Linked DNA regions of Homo sapiens: region 1 is linked to region 2. Evidence: read pairs that join two places in POLR2A ChIA-PET (ENCODE). Cell type or tissue: PC-3. All regions are shown on one strand.

Region 1 (5,000 bases), 200 kb after region 2:
ACAACGATTCCCATGGAATCATTACTGATTGGTTCCCTAAGAGGATGTTTAGTTTGAATTGCACCTCTCAGTCTGCATGCCATGGCCATACTATGTTCAGCTGGTCTGAACAAAATGGTCAGATGGTAGAAATGGTAAGAAGTATGGCAAGAGTTCCTATTATCTGGAAACATGGTGGTACAGTGGCACCTCAAACTCAAATGATATGGCCCATTCTAGGAGCTAAACATCAGGATTTGTGGAAACTATTAATGGCTCTTAATAAGATCAAAATTTGGGAAAGAATAAAAAAGCATCTAGAAGGACACTCTACAAACTTGTCGTCAGATATTCCAAAATTAAAAGAACAAATATTTAAAGTATCCCAGGCACACCTGACCTTAATGCCAGGAACTGGAGTGCTTGAAGGAGCTGCAGATGGATTAGCAGCTATCAACCCATTAAAATGGATAAAAACACTTGGATGCTCTGTGATTTCAATGATGATTGTGTTATTAGTCTGTGTTGCTTGTCTTTGTATAGTCTGCAGATGCAGATCCCAGCTCCTGTGAGAAGTAGCTCACCGTGACAAAGCCACCTTTGCTTTTATCGTCTTGCAAAAACAAAAAGGGGGACAGGTGGGGAACAGGCCCCCAAATCTGGCCATAAACAGGCCCCAAAACTGGCCATAAACAAAATCTCTGCAGCTCTGTGAGATGCTCGTGATGGCTATGACGCCCACGCTGAAGGTTGTTGGTTTACCGGAATGAGGGAAAGGAACACCTGGCCCACCCAGGGTGGAAAACCGCTTAACACATTCCTGAACCACAAACAATAGCATGAGCGATCTGTGCCTTAAGGACATGTTCCTGCTGCAGATAACTAGCCAGAGCCCATCCCTTTGTTTCCCGTTTTAGTTAACCTATAATCTATAGAAATAATGCTTATTACTGGCTTGTTCTCAATAAGCATATGGGTAAAACTCTGTTCGTGGCTCTCAGCTCTGAAGGCTGTCAGCCCCCTGGTTTCCCACTCCACACACTATATTTCTGTGTGTGTGTCTTTAGTTTGTCTAGCGCCACTGGGTTAGGGTCTCCACGACCAAGCAGGTCTCGGCAGAACCCGTGAGCACCCAGTGATTTCTCACACAACACCTTCCTTGTCCCATCAAAATGTACCTTTCCTGCTGCTGTCTTCTCTGTGTCACATGCCCACTCTCTAACTAACCTAAGAGGGAAAAATAGTGAGAGACAAAGGAAGAGAAAGAGAGAGAGAGAGAGAGAGAGAGAGAGAAAGAGAGAGAGCGCTTAAACGCACCAATGGGCTAATACGAATCGCAGTTTCCTTTTCTATAAAGTAAAAATAAAACTATCTAGAAGCAGTCAAATTAAATCAAACTACATTTAGGCCTGCAGTTGAGAAAAATACTCAGGTTACCTCAGAGGATGGTGATTAGCTGTAAAGATTCATAAGGGAAGTGAGTGAGAAAGCATTGGAAGCCACCTCAGCAGAGGGTGAGTAGGTGGCATGAGGACCTAGAATGTTCTCCAGGAGACCTCCTAGTGGCCTAGGGGCAGCTCTTGGTGGCCTTTCCTGAGACTCGGGAAGTCTCCATTCTGTATTGATAATGACCACTTCTAACAGCCAAGTGACTTTCTGAGTACTCTCTGGTCTCCTGTGGGTGTGCACTCATGGCTTCTCCTGCCTTAAGGCTTCTGCTTACTGTCCCCTCTCAGAGGTCTTTCTGCTTTGGGCTCCTTTACTGCACATGTCCTTCTCTGTGTCTTACATTCAAACTCTCCAATCAGAGATTCTTGGATCACTTTCTGGCACAATCACCCACAGAATGTTCCAAACTTGCCCCTTCCCCTGGCCCATGTAAGCCATTCTTCGAGCTGTATCAGGGTTAAACTGACACCCTTCCATGTTTATCCAACTTGGTTTTCCCCATGTGTTTTCTCGCTTCATTTTCAGCCCACAGTCATTTAAGAGCACCCGGGTAGGCCAAGTGCTATGCTAAGAACAGGGGACATAAAACTGAATATGACAGAACATGAATTGACAATCTATTGGCAAAGCCACCTAGAAAAAAGTATGATGCTGTATTCATTTCCTAGGACTGTCATCACACATTGCTGAAAACTGGATGGGTTAAAACAATGGAAATGTATTATCTTTCAGTTTTGGAGGTTAGAAATTAAAAATCAAGGTGCCAGAAAGGCCATACTCCTGAAAGCTCTAGGGAAGAATCACCCCTCAGCTCTTCCTACCTTCTGGTGTTGCCAGCAATCCTTGGCACTCCTTGGGTGGTAAACACATCTCTCCAATCTCTGCCTCCAACACCACACAGCCTTCGTTATGTATTCCCCTGTGTCTTCACTTGGCCTCCCTTTAAGGATGCTAATCGTTGGATGTAGGCCCCACCCTAATCTGGTTGGACCTCATCTTGATTACATCTGCAAAGACCCTGTTTCCAAATAAGGCCACATTCATTCAGTTTTCTGGTGGATATGAATTTCAGGATGACTCTATTCAACCCAGCACAGGTGGTCACAGGTATACTGGTGCATGGATGTCCAGGGGTGACTGAGGAGGTCAATTCCTTTTCTCCTCCTCAAGTGGTGGCTACATACCAGGCTGATCTAGTCATAGAAGGTGGAGCATGACTGAACAGCATAGAGGGAGGAGAGGGCAATCAAGAGTTGCTGTTGTTGAAGTGTGGATATATAGGACAGGCACAGTGATAGGTCCCTATACAGAATATTAAATTTAACTCACACAAAAGTACTGAAAATATGTCATAGTATTCTGGTTTGGTAGGTGAGGAAATAGAGGCCCAGAGGTGTTAAGTCAGTTGCTCAGGGTCAAACAACCAGTTACGGGCAGAGCCAGGTTTGAACTGAGACTTAAGACAAATGCTTCAAGGGAGCTTGGAGCTGATATGACCTGGTATAGCACAGTTTCACATAGTCCAAAATATTCCCTCCATAGACAGGAAAAAAAAAAAAACTATGTTAGGCCACATCTTTTCCTTAGGACATCAAAAGCTCACATTACAGTCACTATTTAAAACTCTCTGGTCCAAGCAGGTGCTGGTATCCTTGGCTGGGAGACCTGAAGACAGATCATATCCCAGGCTCTTTGCAGACATTCCCTACCACCATCCCAGAGCCTGGTAGCCCGGATGGATGGCTAGTCCCAGAAGGGAAATAACAATCACTGCAGTTCAGCTCTCAGGAAGCCCATCCTTAGGGGAAGGGGAGAACACCACATCAAGGGATCACCCCATGGGACAAAATAATCTGAACAGCAGCCCTTGAGTTCTAGATCTTTCCACTGAAATAGTCTACCCAAATGAGAAGGAGCCAGAAAAGTAATTCTGGTAATATGACAAAACAAGTTTCTATAGCAACCCCAAAAGATCACATTAGCTCTCCAGCAATGGATCGAAACCAAAAAGAAATCTCTGAATTGCCAGATAAAGAATTCAGAAGGTTGATTATGTGAACCCTGAAAATCTGAGACAGGTTTCAGTTAATTTAGAAAGTTTATTTGGCCAAGGTTGAGGACATGTGCCCGTCATACAGCCTCAGGAGGTCCTGATGACATGTGCCCAGGGTGGTCAGAGCACAGTTTGGTTTTATACATTTTAAGGAGACATGAGACATCAATCAACATATGTAAGATGAACATTGGTTTGGTCTGGAAAGGCGGGAGAACTCGAAGCAAAGGTGGGACAACTCAAAATGGGGAGGGGGCTTCCAGGTCATATGTAGATAAGAGAGAAATGGTTGCATTCTTTTGAGTTTCTGATTAGCTTCTCCAAAGGAGGCAATCAGATATGCATTTATCTCAGTGAGCAGAGGGGTAACTTTGAATAGAATGGGAGGCAGGTTTGCCCTAAGCAGTTCCCAGCTTGACTTTTCTCTTTAGCTTAGTGATTTTGGGGGCCCAAGAAATTTTCCTTTCATATTTCCCTGCTTTTCTTATTAAAAATCTTTTGGAGAAAGCATTTTAGAAGAAAATGAGTCTGTGGTCTCAGGTTTCATCTGATCTCTCCTGGTTGGGATGGTTTATTCCTAGATGGGTAGGTCCTGAGTTATTAGGAAAGCTCATTTTTACAAGGTTGTGAAGTCTCATGTCCTTTGAAGAGAAAATAAGGGGAGGAAGCGAGAAAAACAATAACAGGCAAAAGAACAATCCTGGCAAATCGATATAGGCCACATAACTCTGAAGTCCATACATCAGTAGGCAGTTATGAAAGTGGTTGTATGCACATAGGTTGTACATAGGATGTACATATGTACATCATGTATGTACATAGGTTGCTGTTATTTTCCTCTGAAGTTTAAGTTGTCTGGCTTCAGTTCACAGGAAAGCACAGTTTAGTTTTCAGTGACTCCAAATTAGGAAAAATGGGGAAAAAAAGAAGAGAAAAAAATGAAAACATTATTTTGAAGATGAAGACTTGTAGCCAAGAAAAATTAGAATTCAATCCAAACTGTAGAAAATAATAAAAATTGAAAAACATTAGGGAAGACTAGAATCTAACAACAGGTGTACTATAGTTTTTGAAACATAATTTTTCTCTCCAGTTTCCCATTTTTACTAAAGACAAATCATGGTAAGATTGGTTTGCTTTCTTATACTTGGCCTAATTATTTGTATACAGTGCAGCAAAAATATTTACATAGGCTTATAAATTGGCTTTGATGGAACTTTGTTCCATAGAAGGAATCTCAGATAAGACTTTTTAAAAGCCAAGTCCAGCCATGGATTTGTACCATCAAATGCCTGTGAGTTGAGTAAATTCCTCTTCTCTTGAGGTCCCAAGATAAACCTGGGGCTCCTGGGCCTGTCAGAAGGTGACATTCTTTACTTGCCACAGGTCAGGAACCCTATACAGGGACGGTGTAGACAAAGGTATGAGGTCAGTTTTTCCAAGGGGCTTTTAGTGACTCCATAAGTCAAGTTTGATTCCTTAAAGGAAAGCATGCCATCCCTGTCAAAGCCTTGGTAAA
Region 2 (5,000 bases):
TTTTTCTTTTTTCTTTTCTTTTCTTTTCTTTTTTTTTTTTTTGAGACAGTCTCGCTCTGTCGCCCAGGCTGGAGTGCAGTGGCACGATCTTGGCTCACTGCAACCTCTGCCTCCTGGGTTCAAGTGACTCTCCTGCCTCAGCCTCCTGAGTAGCTGGGACTACAGGCATGCGCCACCACTCCCAGCTAATATTTTTTTTGGATTTTTGGAGACAGGGTTTCATCACATTGGTCAAGCTGGTCTCAAACTCCTGACCTCAAATGATCTGCCCACCTCAGCCTCCCAAAGTACTGGGATTACAGGCATGAGCCACCAGGCCCGGCCTTTTGTTTTGTTTTATATACCTTGGTGAGAGTCCCTTCAAGATCAAAACCTGACTAGTTTGTGGGATGTGCATGTCTGTAGTGCCCGTACAACTTCAGCAATTGTTTGAAAACTGTAGCCGTAGACAATGATGGTCTGTAAGGTTGAATCAAAACAAAACCCACAAACAGCTGTATTTTTATATCTAAATGTTACATAAAAAGCTGTTTGTGCTGTTAAAACTTTTACCATTAAAGGACAGAATAAGAGCACATTGGAGCAGACTGTTACCAAACTTTTTTTAGGGCATGCGTGCTAGCACTTTATGTACTTAGTCACTCATAAAGGCAATACCTGGTTCTTGTAAATTCTACAAATGGCCTCCCACTACTGCCAATTCAAAGTAAAAAACAAACAAAACACCCAGGTACTGCTGTACAGATTTCTTGAAGTAGCCTTTTTCCCAGCTTTGCACCCCACCTGAAGATCCTGTCCACTGCAGCTTGCAGGTGCCTATACAGTGTTTCCAGCTTCAGAACTACTTTTTTAAAAAACTCTTTTCTTCTTAATTGTGGTACGATACATATAAAAGTTTACCATTTTAACTGTTCAGTCACATTAAGTACATTCACATTGTTGTGCAACCATCACCACTATCCATCTCCAGAACTCTTCACCTTGCCTGAGACTCTACCTGTTAAACAGTAACTCCACCCGCAACCACCATTCTGCTTTCTGTCTCTGAATTTAACTACTTTAAATACTTCATATAGGTAGAATCATACAGTATTTGTCTTTTTGTGAATGGTTTATTTCACTTACCATAATGCCTTCAAGGTTCATGCAAGTTGTAGCACGCTTTGGAATTTCCTTCCTTTTAAGGCTGAATAGTATTTCGTTGTATGTATATACCACATTTTGTTTACCCATTCATCTGTGGATGGACACTTGGGTTGCTTCCACCTTTTGGCTATTGTGAATAATGCTTATTAATATGAATGTACAAATAAATACCTCTTTGTGTCTCAGGTTTCAGTGCCTTTGGATATATACTCACAAGTGGAATTACATGATAATTCTATTTCAGATTTTTTGAGTAACTGCCATACTGTTTCTCATATCAGCTGCACCATTTTATATTCCCACCAACAGGGCTCGGGGGCCCAATTTCTTCCTATCCTTATCAACACTTGTTTTTTTTTTTTTTTTTTTTTTAATAGTAGCTATCCTGCTGGGTGTGAGGTGGTATCTCATTGTGGTTTCTATTTGCATTTCCATAGTGATTAATGACACTGAACGTTTTTTTGTGTGCTTATTGGCCATTTGTCTATCTTCTTTAGAGAAGTGTCTGTTCAGATCCTTTTTTTATTTCTTAGTGGCGTTGTGTGTTTATTATTACAGTTTATGGTAGGAGTTCTTTATATTGGTAAGTGTATGAACCCCTTATCAGATATGATTTGCAGATATTTTCTCCCATTCTGTGGATTGCCTTTTAACCCTTTTTTGCCCTGTGATTCACAGAAGTTTTAAATTTTTATGTAGTCCAGTTTATCTGTTTTTTTCTGTTACATTTTCCCCAAAAAGTCATTGCAAAATCCAGTGTCATGAAGCTTTTATGTTTTCTCCCAAGAGTTTGATAGTTTTAGCTCTTATATTTATGTCTTTTGTACACTTTAAGTTTTTTTTTAACATGGTGTAAAGGTCCAACTTCTTTTGCATGTGATATCCAGTTTTCCTATCACCATTTGTTGAAAAGATTGTCCTTTCCTCATTGAATGGTCATGAAGAGGTTCTTTTAAACACAGATGACCCTGGGTTGGATCATACCTTAAGCCCTTTATTAACCAGTTCCTTAGTTGTCAATAAATGCCTTAGCAGAGAATTGACAGCTAAGTAAGATAAAGAGGCACTGAAAACAGAGAGGTGTTGAGTAGAGATATGGCAGGGCACCAAAGGCAAATTGTGTTTCAACCTTGCCTAGATAAGGGGTGGCCACAGGCTGCTTTCTTTGCATTTGTGTCATATTCATGAATTATGTTATGCTACTATAATGTGCACATTCATTCATTGCATATTCTTTGCATGTCAATTTGTAACTACATTCAGTAAATATTTCTTAGATAACTATTACATAAAGATAGGATAAACCTCTTTGGAATGCTTGTTCCCTGGTGCTGTAAAGAAGTAGCACTTGAACATAAATTTAATTTCCTCAGCAAGGCCATTTTTATACTTTCTGCAGAAAGGGTACACTCGCCAGCAGTTTTGCCATGAGAGTACACCGAACAAAGGAGACCGGGTCATTTATAACCTGATGCGTCCACCCTGCTGCTATGCCCGGTTTCCATTGGCTGGAACAGGACCTCACATTCTGTATTTGTTCTGATTGGCTAGCAACTTAGCCAATCTTGTTTTAAAAGAGGCAAAGGCAGAGGAGAACAAAGGAAGGAGGAAGTAACTTGTGGAATGTAGAGAAAGGTAAAAACACCTTCAAATAAGGAAGAGGAACAGGCTATGACCTAACGCTTGCTTGGACCAGTATAAGCTTGCCGGGGCAAATATTTAGGCTAAATTGTGGGAGCTAAGAACATAAAGTACATTGATTTCTTTATTACGGCTAGCAGATGTTTAAGAATGTTAGCACAGGTCTTTGAATAAATTTTGCTTCTAAGAGAAGTTACTATTTATTCCTAATTACACGGGGAGGAGAGTCTGAAGAGGAACCTCTACTTTGCTTTTTACAAATGTATACATTTATATATGACTGTATTAATAAAGACTGATTAAAAGCCACTCAAAATGAATTTCATTAGTTAATCAACAGACTTTAGAGTTACAGATATGTAACCATCAGATTAACACTGAACATTTGAACATTTTGTGGATATGTAGTGGAAGTTTTTCTAGTGTGTGATGAACTGTTTAGAACCTTGTAATGCTAGTAATTATTTTGTAAATAGATGAAATATCTTTTTTTTTTTTTTGAGATGGAGTCTTGCTCTGTTGCCCAGGCTGGAGTGCAGTGGTGCAATCTCGGCTCACTGCAAGCTCCACCTCCCGGGTTCACGCCATTCTCCTGCCTCAGCCTCCCACGTAGCTGGGACTACAGGTGACCGCCACCATGCCCGGCTAATTTTTTGTATTTTTAGTAGAGACGGGGTTTCACCGTTTTAGCCAGTATGGTCTCGATCTCCTGACCTCGTGATCTGCCCGCCTCGGCCCCCCAGAGTGCTAGGAAATATCATTTTTACATGAAAATGAATGTTCCTGGTGATAAACATAATTCTCGGGGTAGATAGTAAAATCTACCAATAACTATAGTAAAAAGAAAGCAGAATAAAGTTTAGAATGAACTGATAGTAGTGTGTTCCAGCAAAAGATAAAACATTAGGAAAAATGCATGCATAAGTAGTCTTGTTATATTTTTAAATAAGCATGTCCTTGATGAGACTCTTGATAGAGTTTTGAACATCCCTATTGAGAGAATGGAAAGAGGAAGTCTTGTGTAGGCATTCAGGATCCCTGGGCTCCTCATAGACAGAGCTGCTCTCCCATTTGCCTTAACCTTACCTCACCTGGCTAGTTGTTACTGCATGTTAGCACTGGGGACTGGACATGGCTGTATTGACAGCCTGTAATTCAGTTGGTCTTTATAATTTGATTACTTGAGTTTTAGCTGGTAGGTGAGTTTTAGCTTGTGAACCTTTCGAGGGTTGGGAGATTTCCACATGTGACTGTCTTACAGAGTCACATGGAAACAGAAAAGAACCAAGAAATTTTGTACTTAGTTTTTAGTTCATTACTCTTAGTTATCAGTCTTTTTCAAGTTGTCGTGCTTTTTCTTCAAGAACAATCTTGTTCAGACCCTAAACCTAAAACTTACGGGGGAAAAAAAGCATGGCTGCTAAAATTGAAGGTGGGCTTAGAGACTGGAACCTTGCTTGCTTGCTGTTTTTACCCCCAACTTTTTTCTTCTCCCCACCATATCCACCCTTCATCCAGTCATGGCCCCACAAAGATTCTGCAGTCGAACTTTGTTTTATAGATGAAGAAATGTTAGGCTCAGTGCTGTTAGACTCACTCTGAATCACATTGTTAGGCAGTCGTAGAATTGGGATTTGAGTCCGTATCTAGTCTACTGTTATCATTATGTTGTAGACCATGGATAACTGACTTAAAATAATGATGTTCTCTGTGTTATAGTTTTCAAAGGGTTTCCACGTGTGTAGTCTCACTCGATTTTCACTCTGTAGACTGGCAGAGTAGATTACTATAACAGTAGTTAATGTTTATTGAAGGTGTACCCTAAATGTTAAGGGTAAGGGTACTTTTGCATTCATGTATTCACTCTTCATCCGTTTTTTAAACTAATTTTTTGAAACACAGTAATTGGCTGCCCTGTTAAAGTTACTGGATAAGGAGAGATTGGCAGGTTATTTTAGGTTGTGAATCACAGTTTCAGAAACTGTTATCACATTCCTCAAGGTCATCAAGTTATGTGGAATTAAATTGGGAGCCTGGTCTGCAAGAGTTCCTCTGAAAACTAGAAGGCAATTTTTGTTTACAAGTCTAGCTTGATAATTGGATGGTTTGTCAATACAGGGCAGTCACTTCTTAGTGAGTAGGTTTAGTCAAGAGGACACATTGTAATTCAGGAGGTTGCTTGGAACAGGATAAAAACAGAGGGAGTGTGTTAT

What was found. ChIA-PET counts read pairs that join two places held together with the same protein. Peaks named below come from ENCODE experiments on the same cell type or tissue, not always from the same donor. Only the 100,000 strongest peaks of a DNase experiment are listed, where the experiment ranks them.
Region 1: POLR2A ChIA-PET joins it to region 2 with 9 read pairs; 2 of 35 experiments call an interaction of 5 or more read pairs at or near these places.

The regions. Positions count from the first base shown.
Region 1 is chr2:99,266,778-99,271,777 of GRCh38, reverse strand. No RefSeq gene overlaps it. Among named protein-coding and RNA genes, the nearest start is that of LYG2, 14 kb to the right of the region's middle. In PC-3, no CTCF peak of the experiment used is centred here; no DNase peak of the experiment used is centred here.
Region 2 is chr2:99,468,408-99,473,407 of GRCh38, reverse strand. All of the region lies in intron 1 of REV1 (REV1 DNA directed polymerase), which reads left to right. Among named protein-coding and RNA genes, the nearest start is that of REV1, 19 kb to the left of the region's middle. In PC-3, no CTCF peak of the experiment used is centred here; no DNase peak of the experiment used is centred here; H3K27ac peaks cover 1,861 bases.